Linked DNA regions of Mus musculus: region 1 is linked to region 2. A link is a loop called in an ENCODE intact Hi-C map of the cell type or tissue named here. Cell type or tissue: left cerebral cortex. All regions are shown on one strand. Each heading gives the region's core, and the rest is flanking DNA. Links, peaks and the distances in the headings are about the cores only.

Region 1 (9,975 bases), core at 1,341-9,340, 63 kb after region 2:
TCTGAGTTGCTGCAGCCAGAAATCCTAGCATTTGGGTAGGTGGAGGTAAGAGGGTTAGGAGTTAAAGACCAGCTTCCCCTACATTACAGACAGCCTGCTTTAAAAGGATGCCCAACTTGTCAAAGGCTCCACACATGGGCAATGTGGACAGAGGGTTGAGTCCTTTAGGGCGTAGGACTGATTCCTCTTTCACAGTAAATGTGACATACAGGATCAACACCAATTCTCAGATCTGTCTCTCTTTCTGTCTCTCTCTCTGTCTCTCTCTGTCTCTCTCTCTGTGTATCTCTGTCTCTTTGCCTGTCTCTCTCTCTCTGACTCTCTATCTATCTCTCTCTCTCTGACACGAATTACACTGCAGCCCAGGTTGACCTCAAGCTCACAATTCTCCTGCCTCAGTCTACAAGTGCTGAAAAAAAAATAAGCATGAGCTCTCAGTCTGATTGCTATTTATTTGTTTATTTATTTATTTATTTATTGGGTTGTTTATTGGTTTTGGGAGACAGGGAACTCATTCTGTACACCAGGCTGGCCTAGAGACCCGCTTGCCTCTGTCCCCTGAACGCTAGGACTAAATGCCACGCCCAGTGCTACTTTTTTTTTTTTTTTTTTTTTTTTTTTTTTTTTTGGGTTTTCGAGACAGGGTTTCTTGAGTAGCCCTGGCTGTCCTGGAACTCACTCTGTAGACCAGGCTGGCCTCGAACTCAGAAATTCACCTGTGTCTGCTTCCTGAGTGCTGGGATTAAAGCCATGTGCCACCATGCCCGGCTAGCTACTTTATTTTTTTAAACACTGAAAATAATTTTACAAATGATTTTAAGTCTGCACTGGGCTCTGACTCAAACTTAATGCTACCAGCTTTCTGTAATATTAATCCCAAAGCACATATCAACTGAAAAAGCCACTGCAATGTGTTCAGCAGAAAGTCACGGATGTGATGACAGAAGATAAATTTCATGCCCCTGCTCACTCTCCACCTCCCCAAATAACCACACGGAACTTCCAAGAGGGCTCAGGGTGCCGCTTGGATTTGTATTCCTGACAGCACGTATTACCTACTAATGTTGAAAGTTTTATCCTCAAACTGTATCTTATTAATCTTTCCAGATCTGTGTCTAGAGCCCCAGAAGAAAAGCTGGACTCGGGGATCCTAACGGATTGGATTTTACTACTCACTCTGAAAGAGCAGGAAAGGAAAGGGCGTGGAACAGGAAAAGGAACCTTACCTTCAGTGGGCCTGTTTTTAGGGGCTACTGAGGAACAAAGGTCAGAGTCTTTCAGAGTCCATAAAGTTGCTGTTCCTGGGGGAGGGGGCAGAATGTGTTCCTACAGCCAGCCTGGTGCTGAGGGAAGTTTGCTTTTGCTGTGAAGGGAACTGCTGGCTCAGGGGGCAATGTCCACTCGCCTCACAGGTTGTTTATAAGATCTGTGACTCTGAAATTTAAGGTAAGCAGCAACTCACAAAAGAACAAGTCCCAGACAGAGGCAAAAGGACCCAGTGTTAAGAACTGGAATGTCGCCGGGTAGTGGTGGTGCACACCTTTAATCCCAGCACTTGGGAGGCAGAGGCAGGCAGATTTCTGAGTTCGAGGCCAGCCTGGTCTACAGAGTGAGTTCCAGGATAGCCAGCTCTGTACAGAGGAACCCTGTCTTGAAACAAACAAACAAACAAACAAACAAACAAACAAACAAACAAACTGTAATGTCCTTCAGTTTCAGGTGAAAATTTATGGTAATTTCCCCCATGCACCATCTGCCAGTTGTCATATCATACCCCCATACACTAGCTCATAACTTGTGTCCCCTAAATTGTAGTTTATTGACATGGCTCAGTGGATAAAGGCACTGGCCATTGTGTCTGAAGATTTGAGTTAGATCTCCATGTGGGAGAACCAACTCCCACAAGCAGTCCACTCGCCTTCATTCATGGGTGTGTGCATTTAGGAGTGTGTGTGTGTGTGTGTGTGTGTGTGTGTGTGTGACAGACAAATAGATGCTTAGGAATCATAATCTATGAACCTCAAAAAATTTGATCCTTTTGTTGGTCAGTTACCAGCTGGTTATTCCTGGTGAGCTAGTCAATGCTCCACAAACTCATATATCTTCACCTGAGTGGATGGTTTTTGTCTAAAAGCAGTGGCCTCTCTCTATACATTTTTCTGTGCTTAGATCTCATACACTTTGGAGTTGGTTCTGTCAACAGCAGAGAAAAGTGGGGAGTTACACCTCAACTGTATTAAAAACAAGACTTAAATTCTCTACAGAGATTCATGTGAGCAAGGATTTTTGTTTGTTTGTTTTGCTTTTCTCTTTGTTTTTGGAGTCAGGGTCTCACTGTATAATCTAGGTTGGCCTGGAACTTGCCATGTTGACCAGACAGGCCTTACAGAGATAATCTGCTTCTGGCTCCAGAGTACTGGGCTGAGAGTTGTGAGCCCCAAATGCCTGGCCAGGATTTTTTTTTTTTTTTTTTTTTAGTTTTTGTAAATTGTCTCATGTGCTCCAGGTTGATCTCAAACTTGCTACTTGCCTCCAGTCTCAAGTGCTGGGATTACAAGTTTATTCCACTCTGTCTGGCTTATGTGTTACTGGGGATAAAACTCAGGGTTTTGTAGATGTTAGGCAAGCACACCACCATCTGAACTACATCTCCAGACCCAAAGATAAAATTTTGTCTTTGAGTTAGAGTCTCTTGTAGCCCAGGTTGGCTTGAATTTGCTATTCTGCTGATAATGACCTTGAACTCCTGACCCTCCTGAGTGCTGGGCTCACAAGTGTACACTCTCACTCCTGGTTTATGGAGTGGAGGAAGTCCACTGGAGGTCTGACAGGACTTTGTCCATTACAGGAATCCACATTGCTAGCCTCCCCCAAAGCTGGGATTCTTGACCTGCTGCAGAGAGAAGTCCAGGAGGATTTGCGACACGTTTATAACGAGAATGTTTTCGATTGGGCATAGTGGCAGTAGGCGGAGGCAGGTGATCTATGTGAGCTTGAGGCCAACCTGGTGTACATGGCGAGTTCCAGGCCAACTGAAGATACATAGTGAGATCATGTCCTTAAAAAAAAAAAAGGTTTTTTTAAGCATACATTTAAACTTAGATATTTAAAGAGAAAGATGCTTAGGAGTACAGTACACATTAAATATCCAAGTGTAGGTATGGGTTTCTCAACTCACGGCTACATGTAAGTGTTTTAATATTGTCGTATGTATGATTGGGGCAACTTTTGAAGGTACGCTATCCAAAGTGTTCTGAAGAACTTTGTTCCCTCGTCTTTTTTTTTTTTTTTTTTTTTAAAGTGTGAGCACAGTTTGTTTTCTGAGGTAGGTTGGACAGGATCATAGGCTGACAGGACAAAAGCACAGGTTGACATGCCACATCCATCTTTACTATAGTGGTTACAGTGACGTGAAACCTCGTTTTGACTGGTATATAAGGCTAGTAATCTTTTAAGATCTTCGGAAAGTTACAAGTCACAGCTTAGGGTCCTTAAAAGTGAAACTCAAAGGTGTATCCAGGTGTGGTGACCATACCTATAATCCTAGCGCTGGGGTGGCTAAGGCATGAGACAAGCCACCAGCTAGCCAGAGCCAGCCTGGGCTAGTGTGAGACCCTGCCTCAAAAAGTAAAACCAAATAAAGTTAGGTGTGGCAGGGCACCTGATTCCCAGCTCTCGGAGGAAGAGGTAGGAGATCAGAAAGTCAAGAGCATCATTAGCTATATAAAATTGGGACCAACCTATGCTACATGTAACCTCTCAAAAAGTTAAAACAAAATGTCAAAGAATCATGCTTTAAGGCCAAACAGTCTAAGACCTTGCGTTCTTCCTTTTGGATGGAGGCAAGACCACCCTCCAAAGCTCAGGCTAGTTTCAAACTCACTGAGCGCCACAAACTCAGCTATTGTTACATTCTTTGACATATTCCTATTTAATAAAAATAGTCGGGGCTGGTGAGATGGTTCAGCAGGTAAGAGCACCTGACTGCTCTTCCAAAGGTCCTGAGTTCAAATCCCAGCAACCACATGGTGGCTCACAACCATCCCTAACGAGATCTGACTCCCTCTTCTGGTGTGTCAGAAGACAGCTACAGTGTACTTACATATAATAAATAAATAAATCTTTAAAAAAAAATAAAAAAAAATAGTCTGTGAAGGCAATGTTCGCAGAGAATTCTTAATTCACAGTATTCTCTTCTAGGGCCCCTTTCTCTCCCATGGCGCCCTAATTTTCCCTGGCTTTCTAAACTGCCTCAGCTCCACAAATCACTGTTCTGCACTGTTAGGGATTAGAGATTCCCGCGGAAAAGGTTTCACTCTGCCGGGTTAAGAATTGTTGCTGAGGGGCTGGAGAGATGGCTCAGTGGTTAAGAGCACTGACTGCTCTTCCAGAGGTCCTGAGTTCAAATCCCAGCAACCACATGGTGGCTCACAACCGTAATGGGATCTGATGCCCTCCTCTGGAGTGTCTGAAGACAGCTACAGTGTACTTACATATAATAAATAAGTAAATAAATAAATAAATAAATAAGAAATCCATGTGCAAAATAGTGCTAAAAAAAAAAAAAGAAAGAAAATTGTTGCTGAGCCGAGCGTGGTGGCGCACGCCTTTAATCCCAGCACTCGGGAGGAAGAGGCAGGCGGATTTCTGAGTTCGAGGCCAGCCTGGTCTTACAGAATGAGTTCCAGGACAGCCAGGGCTACACAGAGAAACCCTGTCTTGAAAAACCAAAAAGAATTGTTGCTGAAAACTGGAAAAGGGAGACTGTCTGCAGTCAAGTTTTGTGTCTTGGAAAACCCTCAAGAACACTGGCAAGGAAACACTGTCATTACACCATATGGAGTGGCACCTTCGCCTTCGTGCTCCTGGCACCCAACCACAATGGCTAGGAGACCAGGCTTCATTCCTTTAGCCATGGGCACCCGCTGCTTCGCCGGCTTCTCCTCTGGGTTGCCTCCCGCAACTACAGGAACTCCGCAGTGGTGATCCTGTAGGTGAAATCTCAGCGATTGCTTCTAAGCAAGGATGCCTGTCCACACACGAACAACAGGAAGGAAGCGGCGAGAGCGAGTGCTACAAGCCTTCATTTCCGGAGGCGCAGGCTAGCTTAAGAGAAGTCGCAGGACGTCACCGCGGCTTCCACACCCCCTAGCGGCAGCGCTGCTTTATCCGATGCGAGGTCTTTGACTTGGGAATTCTGCTTCCGGGTCGGCCAGGACCATTGACATCAACAAGCAGGAGAGAGCCTGGAGTTCTAACCAGGCTGAGTTTACTCAGCGCACAGCCTGGAGGGGCGGAGCCTGGAGGGGCGAGGCCAGACGAGTTAGAGATGGAGGCCAGGAGCTGAGAACATGCTAAAGTTTTCCGGGGAAGAAACCGAATCACTTCCTCCTCACGGGCTTAGCTAACTCCTGGTCGAGACAGAATTGGAGGCCTTTGCATTCATCATTGTGAGAGTTAATGATCTTTTAGTTACAGTGCCAGATTTTTTTAAAAAAATAAAACGTATTTATTTTATGTTTAGGACTGTTTTATCTCCATGTATATGTGTGCACCATGCAGTGTGTTTAGGGGCCCGCAAAGGTCAGAAGTGTTTGTTATTGGTTTTTGTTTTTGAAATAGAATCTCTACAGATTGCTTATGGACTATGGAATTCACTGGAGCCCAGTGTGGCCTTCAATTCATAGTTATCCTTCTGTTTAAGCCTCTTATGTGCTGGGATTACAAAGAGGGAGGCACTATGTCAGTTATGATTCAAAATGTTTTTATTTCCGTCTAGGGGACCAAAATAAGATATAAGATCTCCTAGCTTAATGTAGTAGAGGAAGAAGGAGAAAAATGTAGAAATCCTGAAGGATCAGAAGCAAGAGTCTGAGTTGATGTTAGGTGTTTTGAGACTGGAAAAGAGTGGAGTCCTAGAGGAAACATTTTGGACAATGTATTTGAGTTGCCAAGAAAGGTGTACAAATATAAGAACACCATGTGCACCAAGAAATTAGGAAGTTACCAGGACACTGAAGATGCTTAGTGAAGAAATCTAACAGAAAAAAAAAAAAAAAAGGTTGATGAAAAAGTCCAAACTAATTATCTCCATAAGTATAAAAGAAGATCCTGTGGGGGTGCTTGTGAGTTTAAGGGAAGAAAACTTAGAATGTTTCTGATTATATTATCTTTTAAAATCCACACAATACTGGGTGTAGTGGTGCACCCCTTTAATCCTATCTCTCAGGGGACAGATGCAGGCAGACGTCTGTGAGTTTGAGGCCAGTCTGGCCTACATAGTGAGTTCCACAGATAGTAGATGTGTTTATAAAAAGATAGATGTGTTTATAAAAAGATAAAGAGAGGGGAGATATGTTCTATGGGGGTGTAGTCAGGTATGGGGGAAGGGGGCCCATGCCAAGGCATCCCTTCCCCTGGAGGGACCAGCCACATGATGGTATTGTATAGAAAAGAGTTTATTCAGCGCATGGGGAAGGGAGTTAAGAGGGTAGTAGAGGCAGAGAAAGGGAGAGAGAGAGACAGAGACAGAGACAGAGAGAGACAGAGAGAGAGAAGGGGGCAACAGGGAGCAAGAAGGGAAGAGCAAAAGAAATAGGAGGGGGCCAGAAGCCCCTTTTATATTGGGTCCCTACCTAGCTGTTGCCGGGTAACTATGGAGAGGAGCATACCTGGCTGTTGCCAGGTAACTGTGGAATGGAGCTTAGATATAATGCTAATGGCTAGAGCTACATAGTGCCACCTGTTGTGACAAAAACAAAACAAACAAACAAAAAGCACAAGTCTGCCAGGTCCAAAGGAAACTCTATTTCCCTAAATTCTGAAAGGCAGAAAAGAAAAAGAGTTACCTGTGGTTTCTATTAGCGTAGCAGAGCGCAGGCTGGTCACCAGCCTCCCTCGTCGTCACCATACAGTACCTGTCAGACATTTCAGAGGCCATGCTAGCACCCTTGCCCTTCTCACCTCCTCCCCACCCTAGAGTTTTCCTACACTCAGGTTTTCCTCCTTTCAAGCCACTCTCTCCTTATAACCCTGCTATTTCGGCTATGCTTTGTTCTTTGCCCCATTTTACCTATTTCTCTGTCTCCCATTTTTGTTTCTCCTTACATGCTCTCTGCTCTTACTATTCTCATGACCAGGTCAGTCTTCTGACCATCTTTAGTTTCCTACTTTCTCTCTCTGCCTCTCTGCTCTGGAATCTTCCAGATCCCTTTGCCTGCGCTCTCCCTCTTATTTAAAAACAAACAAACATTGTCAGTTTATATGGCCAGGTGTGGTGCATGGTTCTAGGTCAGTCAGGGCTAAACAGTGAGATGCTGTCTAGACCACACAAACAAAAAGATTCATGGAGTGCTGGAAGGATGAGTCAGGGGTAAAAACACTTGCCCCATAAACATGAGGACCTGAGTTTGAATTTCCAGAGCCCACATAAAAGCTGGACAAGACTTTGTATCACAGTGAGCCTACAGGGAAGTGGAGGTAAAGACGGTAGAACCCCTAGAAACCTGAGGCCCAGCTAGTCTGGCATATGTAGCAGAAACCAACAAAGACCCTGACTCAGACCAGGAGGACGGTGAGGACCAATGCCTGGTATTGTGCTCTGACACATACACACGTGCTCGCCTGCATTCATGCAAACAAATGTATACACAGAGAGAGAGAGAGACAGAGAGAGAGAGATAGAGAGACAGACAGAGACAGAGAGAGACCGACCGACAGTGAGAGAAAACTCAACCAAAAATAAACATTGAGATCATAATAAGGGTTGCCAGGAATCTTTGGGTGATAACAATTTAATTATTTATTTTATGTGCATTGGTGTGAGGGTCCCTGCTGTCAGATCCCCTGAAACTGGAGTTACAGACAGTTGTGAGCTGACATGTGGATGCTGGGAATTGAACCCCTGGCCCTCTGAAAGAGCAGCCAGTGCTCTTACCACTGAGTCATCTCTCCAGCCTAATAACAATTTAAAAGTTTGTGGAGAGGCAAAGGCATTATCTCTAAAGTTGTATAATAAAGTTCAAACCAACAGATATATAAATGTCCCCCCCCAAAAAAAAAGAAAAAAGAAAAAAATTTAAAAAGAAAAATAAGAATTATAAAAGAGCCAAGCAGTGTTGCCACATGCCTTTAATCTCAGCACTCAAGAGGCAGAGGTAGGTAGATCTCTTTGAGTTTGAGATCAGCCTGGTTTACAGAGTGAGTTCTAGGACAGCCAGTGTAGGACTACACAGAGAAACTTTGTCTCAACAAACAAACAAACAAACAAATACGAGGAAGAGGAAGAGAAGGAGGAAAAGGAAGAGGAGGAGGAGGAAAAGGAGAAGGAGAAGGAGAAAGAAGGAGGAGGAGGAGAAAGGAGGAGGAGGAGGAGAAAGGAGGAGGAGAAGGAGGAAAAGAAAAGAAAGGAAAAGAAAAGGAAAGAAAGAAAGAAAGAAAGAAAGAAAGAAAGAAAGAAAGAAAGAAAGAAAAGAAGAAGAAAAACAACCATATGGTTATTCACTTGACCTAGTACAACATATTGAAACAATACCTTTTTTGTTTGCAAGACAGGATGTTGTGCACTCAGGCTGGATTTCAGCACCTGTTCTTGCCTGTACTGCCTATATCTCCTTAAGTGCTTTTGATTACAGACATTTGCCACCACACTTGAATAAATTACACTTAAAACTATATAAATATATATACAGCATGTGTATAGATGTTTTGCCTGTACGTATGTCTATGTATTACCTGCATTCCTGATACAGAGGTCAGAAGAGGATGTCAGATCCACTGGAACTGGAATTACTAATGTTTGTGAGTCATCATGAGGGTGCTGGGACTTCTGCAAGTGCAGCCACTGCTTTTACCTGCTGAACCATCTGTCCAGGCTCCACTGTCTATATTTCTATCTGCCTAATTTCTCTGCAAGGTTAAAAGTTTTTTCTTTTTATCCTCCCTCTCCTCCTCTTCCTCCTCTTCTTCCTCCTCCTCTTTCATCACCACCTCCTCCTGCTTCTTCTTTTTGAGACAGGGTATCTGCATAGCCCTGTCTGTCTTCCAATTCACTCTGTAGACCAGCCCAGCATTGAACCCAGAAAGATCCACCTGCCTCTGCCCACAAAATGCTAAAAATTAAACATGTACACCACCACACCTAGCCCCCCATTTTATTTTTTATTTGTGAACAGTTTGAACAGCTAGCTGAATGGCCAATGGCTACTGGAGAGAGACTTCTTTAAACATGGAGAATCATTAAATTTCTCAACTTTGTTCTGTGCACATGTGAAAACTTATTTACCTTTAATGATCAGTTGTGCGCTGAGTGGAGGAAACCTTGAATGGATGTGTAAGGAGTGAAGGACGACCTGATGTACACTGGTAACAAAGACCAATGCTTCAGACGGTTGCAAACCGGCAAAGCCTTTCTCCGTTTTGTGTGCAAGTATTGACAGAGTGTACAGAAGTGTGGGTGGCTGCTTCCTGCTCCCAGATGTTCACAGCTCGTGTGGAGACCTTACACTGAGAGTGGCTGATCTGGTCTCTTGCTGTGTAAGAGCTGATGATGACAAACTCAATCATCACCAAGCCCTTGCTGAACAAGGCACGAGTAAATTCTTCAGTTTACAGCTGTATCTCATCCTTCTCTTCCAATGTGCACAGAACCAAAAGGTTGGCCAAAGGTCAGATCTTACAGTCCTTTGTATATTTCCTGTGCTTCTGCCCTGTTCTACATATGTGCAGGCTTTGGATCCCCGAATTCCTTCATCTCCCTTTTTTAGACGCTTTCATCAGCTTATTATTTGCCCCAACAATTGTTACCACCTCAGGACACTGTGGTACTTAAAAGTCCCTACCATAGTGTTCCCCGAATGTTTCTGGGGTAACGTCCCAAGGCAAGCCTTCTCAGTGGGACTTCTCCTGGAACAGTTGGTGTGTTAAACATCGACAGAGACGGAGCATCCGAGGAGCTGACACTTCACTTTCTACCCT
Region 2 (9,975 bases), core at 713-8,712:
GTATCTACGCTACTCCACGGCTTCACTATGATGGCTTACAAAGCCTGGAGTGTCCATGCACACCTACCCAGCTGTGCCCAGCACTGCACACTGACTTGTAGCTTTTCCTCAACAGTATCAGAAACGTGAATGGTAAAACAGCCATCACTACTCCACTGGACCTGACAATGTGCAACGCCAATCCTGGTCTCCTTAGTGTAGGAGCCAAATTCTTTTATATACAGCTCAATGGAAATCACTCGCTGGGCATGTGTAAAGACATGGGAAAAACGAGTGGGTGTGGCCTCACCCAGCTTTCTTTTCTGTTTCTTTTTTGCACATCCTCTCTGCTATGTCCAATCTACTAATAAGTGAAATTTCCCAAGTTCTAGAAACTTAATTCTTTTCTCCCCAAATCTATATTGCCTATTTGTTCTCTGCAGATGTAAGGGTTTTTTTTGTTTTGGTTTTTTTGTTTGTTTGTTTTAAATTAAAACCAATGTACAGAGCTGGAGTCAGAGGTCTGTGGTAGAACACCTAGTCTTGTAGGAGGCTCTAGGCTAAGGCCCTAACACTGCCCATCCCCTAAAGAGGGGAGGAGTTCTAATATGTTAACTGGGTCTGACAATTCCTGCTGGTATTCCTAGCACTTGGGAAGACACAGGTAAAACAATTGCAAGAGTTTGAGAGTAGCCTGGGCTATATAGAGTAAACCCTCACCTGTAAAAATAAATCAATTGTCATGGATGAGCCTAAACTAGCAGTGAAAGCGACCTGGCTCCTTTGTAAGTACAAAAAGCACTCTCAAAGACCAAGAAGGTCACCACTGGGTTCTTCTGTGTGATGTATTCCTTTTCTTATCTTTTACTACAACCTGCAAAAACTCTTGACTCTGCGGGCTCACTCCAGACTCTGCACCATCATTCAGAAGTGGCTACCTCATCCTGCTCTCTCCTGGACTCTTCTGTGCTTGGGTCTCCAGTGTGGCTCATTTGACGCTATCTGTGGGATACACTGCAGCAGTGAGTGTGGCTCTCAATCCTGGGCTGGGCGCAGATGGTGCAGGTCTGTGCAACTCCTGTGTTTTATCAGCACCTGTTTTCCTACTGCTGGAAAGAACACCAGCCTCACTGCCCTTCCTTCAAGTCACACATTCTTTCTGGGGGCTCTTGGGCCTAGCATTTGGCTTCCTACAGTCTTGAGTTCCTTTTTGTTTAATTTGTTTTGTTGTTTTTCCAAAACACTGTCTTACTATGTAGCTCTGAATATATTTTCCTGTGTAGACCAGCCTGGCCTCATAGAGGTCCACAGAACTGGTAAAGGTCTACCTGCCTCTGCCTCCCAAATGCTGGGGTTATTGGCATGCGCCACTACACCTAGCCAGGCCTTCCGAACCCCTGCCCAAACCCTGCAGCTTACCCACACTTCTAGAGTTTAACGGTGCCTTTCACTTATTTTGGTGTTTTTGCATTCCCCAGTTTTTTTAAGTTCTAAATTTTCCATATCCTCATTTTTTATAGCACTTTTTCCATTTTGGTTTCTATTCCTGTTTTAAGAAACGGTAGTCACTATGAAGATGACCTGGGACATGATTTCCTCAAATGGCCAGGAACATATATCCTCTCACTCCAATTGTAAGTGTCCTACAGAGAAATCTTACTTTTGTCATTAAGGGCATGTGTTTCTGTTAAATTCTTTAAGATAGAGGTCCCTATTCTTTGAAGAGTATAAACTTACATTCTACACACATCAAGTTGAATCTAGGTGCACAAACCTTTAATTTTAGCTCCTGGGGAGGCTGAAACAAGAGATTTGCAAGTTCAAGTTCGTATCAAAATGACACCTTGTCTCAAGACACTCATTTGAAAAGGTCTGGGGACAAAGCCCAACAGCAGAGCACTTAAGAGACTGTAGGTTCAATTCCAAGTTCTCCGTTCCCTAAACACACCACAGGAACCACCACACATGTGGACAGGGAGACAATGGGGCAATCTCAAACCTCTGAGTCCCAGAAGTCTTGCCACATATTTGGCCTGTCTCCCTGTCCTGCTTTTACATTCTTTGTGGGGACTGGACATGTGGTGTACAGTGTGTGTCTGCTGGGGATGGAGTGGCGAGAAGAGGGTGTCTCTCAGTTCTGACTCCACACGTGAGTAGAAGCTTACATCTCTACTCCTTCCAAAGTTAAAACTTAAAAATCATCCCATCCCAACCCTCTGAGCCTATCACAATTTCACTTCCCTCTTTGTTCCAGAAATGTCCTTTCCCCAAATTTGGTGTCTTAACTTTCACTCAGGTATTTTGAGTATCTTCCAATGTATGTGCATATGTGCTAGGCAAGGCCGACTCACATTACCCCCATCCTAAACTGTGAGCCAATTCAGAGTTCTTACCTTACAGCGCTTGCCTGTTTGTCTCCTGTCTCCCTGTTATAGTGCTCGCCACATAGATGCATCCCTTGTGTATCTGGTTTTACTTGGGTTCTGGGAATTTCAGCATGGATCCTCACATTTTGCATAGCAAGCAAGGGCTTTCTTCATCCATGGAGCCACCTCTCCTGCCCCACTTTTGTTTTTGTTGCTTTAGTTATGTGTATGCTTTGTGTATGTAGTAGAAAAACCAGAATATAAATTTCGAAGACCCTGTCTCAAATGGTGCACACCTTTCATCCTAGCAGTTAGGAGTTGATTTCTTCTGAGTTCAATGACAGCCAGGGCTACAAAGTGAGATCCTGCCTAAGAAAACGGATGGATGGATGGACGAACACCTGAAGTTGTTTTCTAACTGGCACACTCATTCCTTGGTACACATGTACCTGTATACACACACACACACACACACACACACACACACACACACACACACACACACACACACACATACACACACTACCACACCACACAAACATGTACGGTGACTGACCTTAGTTTTGTTTTTGTTTTTGTTTTTTTTGGTTTTTCAAGACAGGGTTTCTCTGTATAGTCTTGGCTGTCCTGGAACTCACTCTGTAGACCAGGCTGGCCTCGAACTCAGAAATCCACCTGTCTCTGCCTCCCAAGTGCTGGGATTAAAGGCGTGCGCCACCACTGCCCGGCCTGACCTCAGTTTTAACGTAAAACGCAACAACAACAACAAAAAAGATGTTCTCCTGTTTCTTTAGTTTGGTGTCACTGTACCAACTACCTCAGCGAGATCATGGACCAGAAGACAAGACAAATATATTGGGATTCTTTTTCAAGAGGTGTTCGTTCGTGCACAAGCCAGTGTACACACTACATAAAATGCCTCAACAACCATGTATACTAATACACATGGGGCATAAGGTGCGCAGACATATGGAAACACTAAATCAGCCTTACAGAACTCAACTTTATAAAAATGTTTTTATTTATGTGTTTGCCTGCACTTGTGCACCAAATTGCCTAGAGAGCAGAAGAGGGTATCAGGTCCCTTAGAACTGAAGTTATACACAGCAGTGCTGAGAACTGAAGCTGGGTCCTCTGTAAAGAGCAGCTAGTGCTTTAAATCACTTTTAATCACCGAGACATCAATTTAGGATAGTCAACAATTAAATAGTTAACTACTACCTTAATATTTGCTATCAGAAGTTAGGAAAACCCAGAAAGATTTCCAAGCTGAAGCACTGAACAAAGGCACTTAGATAAGCTACAGAACTTTAATCCCAGCACCCCAGTGCAATTTATGAGTTCAAGGTCAGTCATGAATACAGACACCAATGCCTCCAAAAGAAAGAAAGATAAATAAATAAAGATATTTTAGAACACAGAAGAAACCGGTAGGTTGCTAAGTTTAGAAAGGAAAAAGAAGGGGCTGGAGAGATGGCTCAACAGTGAAGAGCACTGACTGCTCTTCCAGAGGTCCTGAGTTCAATTCTCCCAGCAACCACATGGTGGCTCACAACCATCCTTAATGAGATCTGATGCCTTCTTCTGGAGTGTCTAAAGACAGCTTTAGTGTATTTACATATAAATAAATCCTTATAGAAAGAAAGAAAGAAAGAAAGAAAGAAAGAAAGAAAGAAAGAAGGAAGGAAGGAAGGAAGGAAGGAAGGGAAGGGAAGGGAAGGGAAGGGAAGGGAAGGGAAGGGAAGGGAAGGGAAGGGAAGGGAAGGGAAGGGAAGGGAAGGGAAGGGAAGGGAAGGAAGGAAAAAAGGAAGGAAAAAAGGAAGGAAAAAAGGAAGGAAAAAGAAGCTAGGCATGGTAGCACAAACCTTTGATCCCAGCACTTGGGAGGCAGAGGCAGGTGGATTTTTCTGAGTTTGAGGCCAGCCTGGTCTACAGAGTGAGTTCCAGGACAGCCAGGCTATACAAGGAAACCCTATCTTGAAAAAACAAACATAAATAAATAGAAAGGGAAAAGAAATGAAAAAAAAAAAGACAATAACTGTAGCTAAAATTAAATTTTACAAAAATTCCTAGTTGTCTTGTAATATAAATTTCAAATTTAGGATTGGGGTGTGGCTCCGTGCTCATGCATGGCGGGAGCATGTGCACTCAGCCTGCATGGGGCTCGGGCTCTGTCTCCACCATGCTCCCGACCGTGCTTTTACTGCTATTTTATCCAACAACACTATTTGCAGCCAATTATCCATTCTCCACAAATATAATGGTAAGTTTGAAAAGCACGGAGGTATGACAGACAGTCTGGATGCAATCAACTGGGCCTACACGAGGGCTCAGCACAGAAGGTGCTACCCAGAGGTGAAGTGCTCCGCACAGAAGCTTCATGACCTGTGTTTAATCCCTACAACTCACAGAAAGGAAGAAAGCAAGCCAACTCCACCCCCACCCACCCACCCACCATTTAAAGAAGACTTCATTTAAAGAAGACTCAGTAAGCTGGCAGTCTGGCTCCAGGCTGAGCAGTGGCTCACCTGCATGGTAACAAGTCTGTCGTCCACCATCACCTCCTTGGTCAGAAAGTCCGCTCCTATTGTGGCTTTGTACTGGTTACTGAACTTCTTGTTCACATACTGGTTCATGAGAGAGGTCTTTCCAACACTGAAATTGAACAAAACCCACATGTCTGAGTCAAATAAGGGACTGAAAGGGATTTGTGTTTACAATGTTCAAAGCAACATGCCTGAGCTAGGAAGAGCGTTTAGTTGGTAGAGTGCTTGCCTGACATACACCAGGCCTGGGTTTAACTCCCGGTACTGCAACAGTTTAAAAACAAAACAAAGCATTTTACTAAAAGAAACACACACAAACTCACTCACTCCTAAATGGAACTTTGTGATAAGATCACTCCAAACGGCTTTGTAATCTCAGGTGTTTATGCATCACTCAGTGTGGTCAAGTAACACCAGGAGGAAGCCACTCAGCAGTATGTAGCCAGAAAGGAATGTTCCAAGACAGGTGTAGCCCCACATGCCTGGAATTCAGTGCTTAGAGATAGAGGCAGCAGCACTGAGAGCCTGAGGCTAGACTGGGCTGCACAGTGAGTTCAAGGGCATTGAGCCACAGTTTTTGTTTCAAAACTAAAGCCCAAGCAAAACAACAAAACAGGGCCTGTTTGATGGCTAAAGCGAAAGGCACCTATTGCCAAGCCTGAAAACTTAATTCAATCCCAGGGCCCCCAGAGCAGGAGGAAAAACAATTCTTGCACGGACCTTCACACCCACACGCATATGCACATACATAATAAAACATTAAGAATGTCCCTCCCAAGGAATTTTTTCACCAAGAAAACTCACCAACCAAGTGTTCAGTAAGATAAGGGTAGGGTCAGGGTAATGCAACCTAAAGAAAGCGCCAATGCTTTCCTTGTTCAAGGCTTTCCACAAAGAGTGCACATACATACAGCCTAAGACAGTAGTGCTTGCCTTGCCAGGGGTATAGCGCAATGGCTGACCAGTGGTCTAAGGTGCTGGTTCTACCCAGTTCTGCAACACAATTAGAATTTACAGAAGTAGAGTGAGGTCTGTAATCCTCAAAGGCCTTGAGACTCCTTTCAGACAGTATGCCATTTCTCACAGTCCTGGGCAGGAGACACTATTCCTATACTCTACCCCACTGGAAGGCACTTTCAAAAACAAGAAAATACTTGTTTGAGGGTTCCTTAAGCATTTCAATAGGCCAAACACAGGAAACCCCAACAGTAAAGGATAGAGGCCAGGCCCAGAGCCGAATGTGGAACTGCCTTGAGATCAGTGAGGATGAAGCTCCAAGCCAATCTGAGGTCAGATTCGTGAGAAACACTTACCCAGAGTCCCCCAGGATGATGACCTTCAGCAACACTTTCTTCCTAGAGGTCATCCTTGAAGCTGTCGGGAGGAGAAAGTGCAGGTGAGCTGAAGAAACATTAAGGCAGTTTTGCATTGTCTACAGTGCAGCCACTCTGGTCTGCCAGGAGCTGAGCCCCAGCCCTCACTCAGACTGGCCCCCGGCCTGTGAACCCTTTAGCTAACCTAACAAGACAGCAGGGCAGGGGCTGAACGGATGCCGGTGCCCTCTCTCTCCTCAAGTGCTGGGTCCATTACTGGCATCAGCAGTTGGGATTAACACTCCAAACAGACTCACAAATCTCACAAGTGAAGATTAAGCACTACTTTCTCAGCAAAGGAACCTATTTCCTTCCTTCCTTCCTTCCTTCCTTCCTTCCTTCCTTCCTTCCTTCCTTCCTTCCTTCCTTCCTTCCTTCCTTTTCCTCTCTCCCTTCCTCCTTTCTTTCATTTTTTAGAATCAGGGTTTCTGTGTGGCTCTGGCTGACCACGAGATGGTCTTTAACTCTGAGACCTGTCTGCTTTTGCCTCCTGGGCATTGGGATTAAGAGTGTGTGCCACCACAGCCAGTTAGGAACCAATTTAAGGAGCGCCCTGTGCTGGCTAGTTTTATGTCAACTTGACACAAGCTAAAGTCACCAGAGAGAAGGGAGCCTTAACTGAGAAAATATTTCTGTAATATTTTCTGTCAACAAGTCTGTAGGCCATTTTTTTAATTAGTGATTGATGGGAGAGGGCACAGCCTTTTGTGTGTAGTGCCACCCCTGCCTGGGATTTTGGTCCTGGATTCTATAAGAAAGAAGGCTGAGCAAGCTATGAGGAACAGTCCAGTAAATAACAATCTTCCATAGCTTCTTCATCTCAGCAACTGTAACCTAAGACACCCCTCCCTCTCCCCCAACTACTGTTTGCTGCTTTAAAACACTTACATAGGCCGGGCGTGGTGGTGCACGCCTTTGATCCCAGCACTCCGGAGGCAGAGGCAGGCGGATTTCTGAGTTCGAGGCCAGCGTGGTCTACAGAGTGAGTTCCAGGACAGCCAGGGCTATACAGAGAAACCCCGTCTCGAAAAACCAAAAAAAAAAAAAAAAACCCACTTACATAAATCTAAATATATATATATTCTCCACTTTCTAAAATTCTCCATGAGGACAGTTTTGTTTTCTATTTGCCTGGTGCCAAGTAAAGAATTATCAAACATGAGACTGGAGGATGAACAATGCTTCACAGTGCAACTCTGTTTAGGGACAACCTTTTGCCAAAAAACTAGGCAGCCTTGGCTTCCATGACTGTACAGTATGTAACATGCTGACCCTTGGTTCACTCTTCCAGGTCTTGTCAATCCTTGATCTTTAACAAAGAAAGAGCTTACCAGAAAATGATTGGGTTTCAAAAATACCGCTTGTTAGCTGAGTATTGGGTGTAAACTGACAAGTACTGGTTGCTGTTATTTTAATATATGTCCCAAACACAGGTCAGACAGAGAACAGAATAGAGTCCAGATGACAAGGGAAGAAGTTCAGGGCCAACTGCCTTTTCAATGGGTGATAGCACACCCAAGAGCACACAGGAGATGCTGTACCAACTGACTCACAAGGAAGTGGAACCCTATGTCCCTCAAAGTGACTGTTTCCATTGTCTCTGGCTATAGGGACAGCGTGGCAAAGGGAGTGGTAGCTCAAGAACTAATGAGCCATTTGCTTAGGACAAAAAGCAGGTAATCCCTTGAAATGATTTATTTTAGATCACAGTTTCAAAGGCAACAGGGCAACTGCAAGGACTGTGGGCCCATAATAAGATCACGGTAGGGAGAGTGTGGAGTGAAACTGGTGCCATCACAATACCCAGAAAACACACAGCAAGAAAGCCTGTGCACTAGACTTCCTCCTGTCCCTTTTATTCCATCAGCCTCCACCTCCCACCAAAAGGTATGAGATGGTGCCACCCACATTCAAAGACTGTCTCCCTACTTAACTGTCTCTGGGGTCAGTGAGATGGCTCAGCAGATAAGGGCTCTTGCCTCCAAACCTGATGACCTGAGCTCAATCCCCGGTCCTAAAGCCTGGAAGGAGAGAACCAGTTTGTGAAAGTTGTCCTCTGACCTCCACATATATGCTGGGACATGCACACACATATACACACAATAAAATCAATACAATAAAAAAATCACTTCTGGAAATGCCATCACAGACACACTCAGAGACAAGCCTTATACATTTCCTAAGTATCTCTCAGTCAAATGAAGTCAGCAACCAAGATCAACTATCAGACAAAGTCTGCCTATTCTCACTGCCCAATGCTGCCCCACCCCCACCCCACCCCCATAGTGCATGACAGCCTATTAAGCTCAGTGACACTGATAAGAAAAACACCCACAGGCTGTGTAAGGAAGCTGAACCCTCGGAGACAGCTTCCTTCAGCCACCTGTCCTATCTAGAGTTTTCTCATACTCTAAACCATACATTACATACATACATACATACATACATACATACATACATACATATGGAGTCTTACTCCCAACCCCACCGTCCCAGAGTCTGTGTTGACTCAGCAAGGTTTCAGTCTCACTGAAGATCTAGCATCACCTTTTTGTTTTGTTTTTCGAGACAGGGTTTCTCCATGTAGCCCTGGCTGTCCTCAAACTTAAGAGATCTGTCAGCCTCTGCCTCCTAAGTACTTTAATCCCAAGATTAAAGGTGTGCACCACCATTGCCTGGCTGGTATCACTTTTTGAGATGAATAACACTATACCGGTGGATACCTGTTGTAAAAACTTCTTTTTACAAAGTCTCACTATGTAGACTAGGCAGGTCTAGAACTCACAGAGACCCACCACTGCCTCTGTCTCTGCCTCCTGACTGCTAGGATTAAATATGTGCACCATATATATATGGCTTGGCCATAGCTTGATTTCTTAGTAGCCTTTTTGAGTATCAGAAAGGAAGCACCTAACATGCTGACTGGGCCGCAGTGAAGTGAGACACCTTAAGAGTCACTTTCTTCAGCTTCCAACTCTGGAAACTACACAGGGTTGCTGCCCCAAAGCCATTGATTCCCACAACAGCGGACGGTGTTTTGAGCATAGGATTTGGTTATTTTGAGTCTCCCGGGTTGTTAATTTATGGTAAATGTGGAAAGGAGGATGTTGAGAATGGGGCTAAGCATTGCTCTGGGGTCAGAGGGCATGTCTAGCCCATGCAAGGCCCTAGGTCTGATCCTCAGCACCAAAAGGAGAGGGAGAGAGGAACCAGAGAGAGGGAGAGGGGAAAGAGAAGTAAGTGCACCCCTCTGTCTGTGGGACACTCTTCCTTGAGAGGCAGCAGGAGCTGAAGGAGGAGTCAGGAATGAGAGATCTTTCACCCTCAGAGTACACGCGGCAAGCAGGAGGCAGTGGGCGCTTGCTCCCACCCACAAGAGTCCACTCAGCATATGGCTGGGCTCACAGATATCAGAGTCACTCTTAGCAGAGCCATTTATTCCTTACAGGGAAAAGTTCCCAAGTGATTGACTGCCCTCAGGAGGCCCACGGTGGGCTTCAGCATCCTACATCAGGGTATATTCTGCTTTTACCAATGCAGCTCAGGAGGCACAGGCGACACCAGCTTTCACTGCTCTCAGCAAAACACCTAGCGCACATACACTGTGTAAAAAGAGGTCTAAGTGAATGAAAACTTGTTATGGTCTTGATAAAAATTAGACTGTTTCTAAGATCAATCAGTCTGTGAACACAACAGGGAAAAGAGAAAAAT

Evidence for each region. Hi-C counts contacts between places; a loop is a spot of excess contacts. Peaks named below come from ENCODE experiments on the same cell type or tissue, not always from the same donor. Only the 100,000 strongest peaks of a DNase experiment are listed, where the experiment ranks them.
Region 1: it touches region 2 in a loop (8-fold over the local background); 19 of 42 quality-filtered maps call a loop at or near these places.

The regions. Positions count from the first base shown.
Region 1 is chr6:88,070,072-88,080,046 of GRCm38, forward strand. No RefSeq gene overlaps it. Among named protein-coding and RNA genes, the nearest start is that of Rpn1, 9.4 kb to the right of the region's middle. In left cerebral cortex, for the core only: a CTCF peak has its summit at 5,150; a DNase peak (open chromatin) is centred at 5,164; H3K4me3 peaks cover 1,170 bases; H3K27ac peaks cover 1,158 bases.
Region 2 is chr6:88,007,434-88,017,408 of GRCm38, forward strand. Rab7 (RAB7, member RAS oncogene family) reads right to left here. Exons shown (of 6, transcript NM_009005.3): 2 at 6,205-6,265; 3 at 4,874-5,000. The coding sequence starts at 6,257. Gm34872 (a long non-coding RNA gene) reads left to right here. Exons shown (of 2, transcript XR_003956332.1): 2 at 889-2,626. Among named protein-coding and RNA genes, the nearest start is that of Gm34872, 7.4 kb to the left of the region's middle. In left cerebral cortex, for the core only: a CTCF peak has its summit at 3,867; a DNase peak (open chromatin) is centred at 3,881.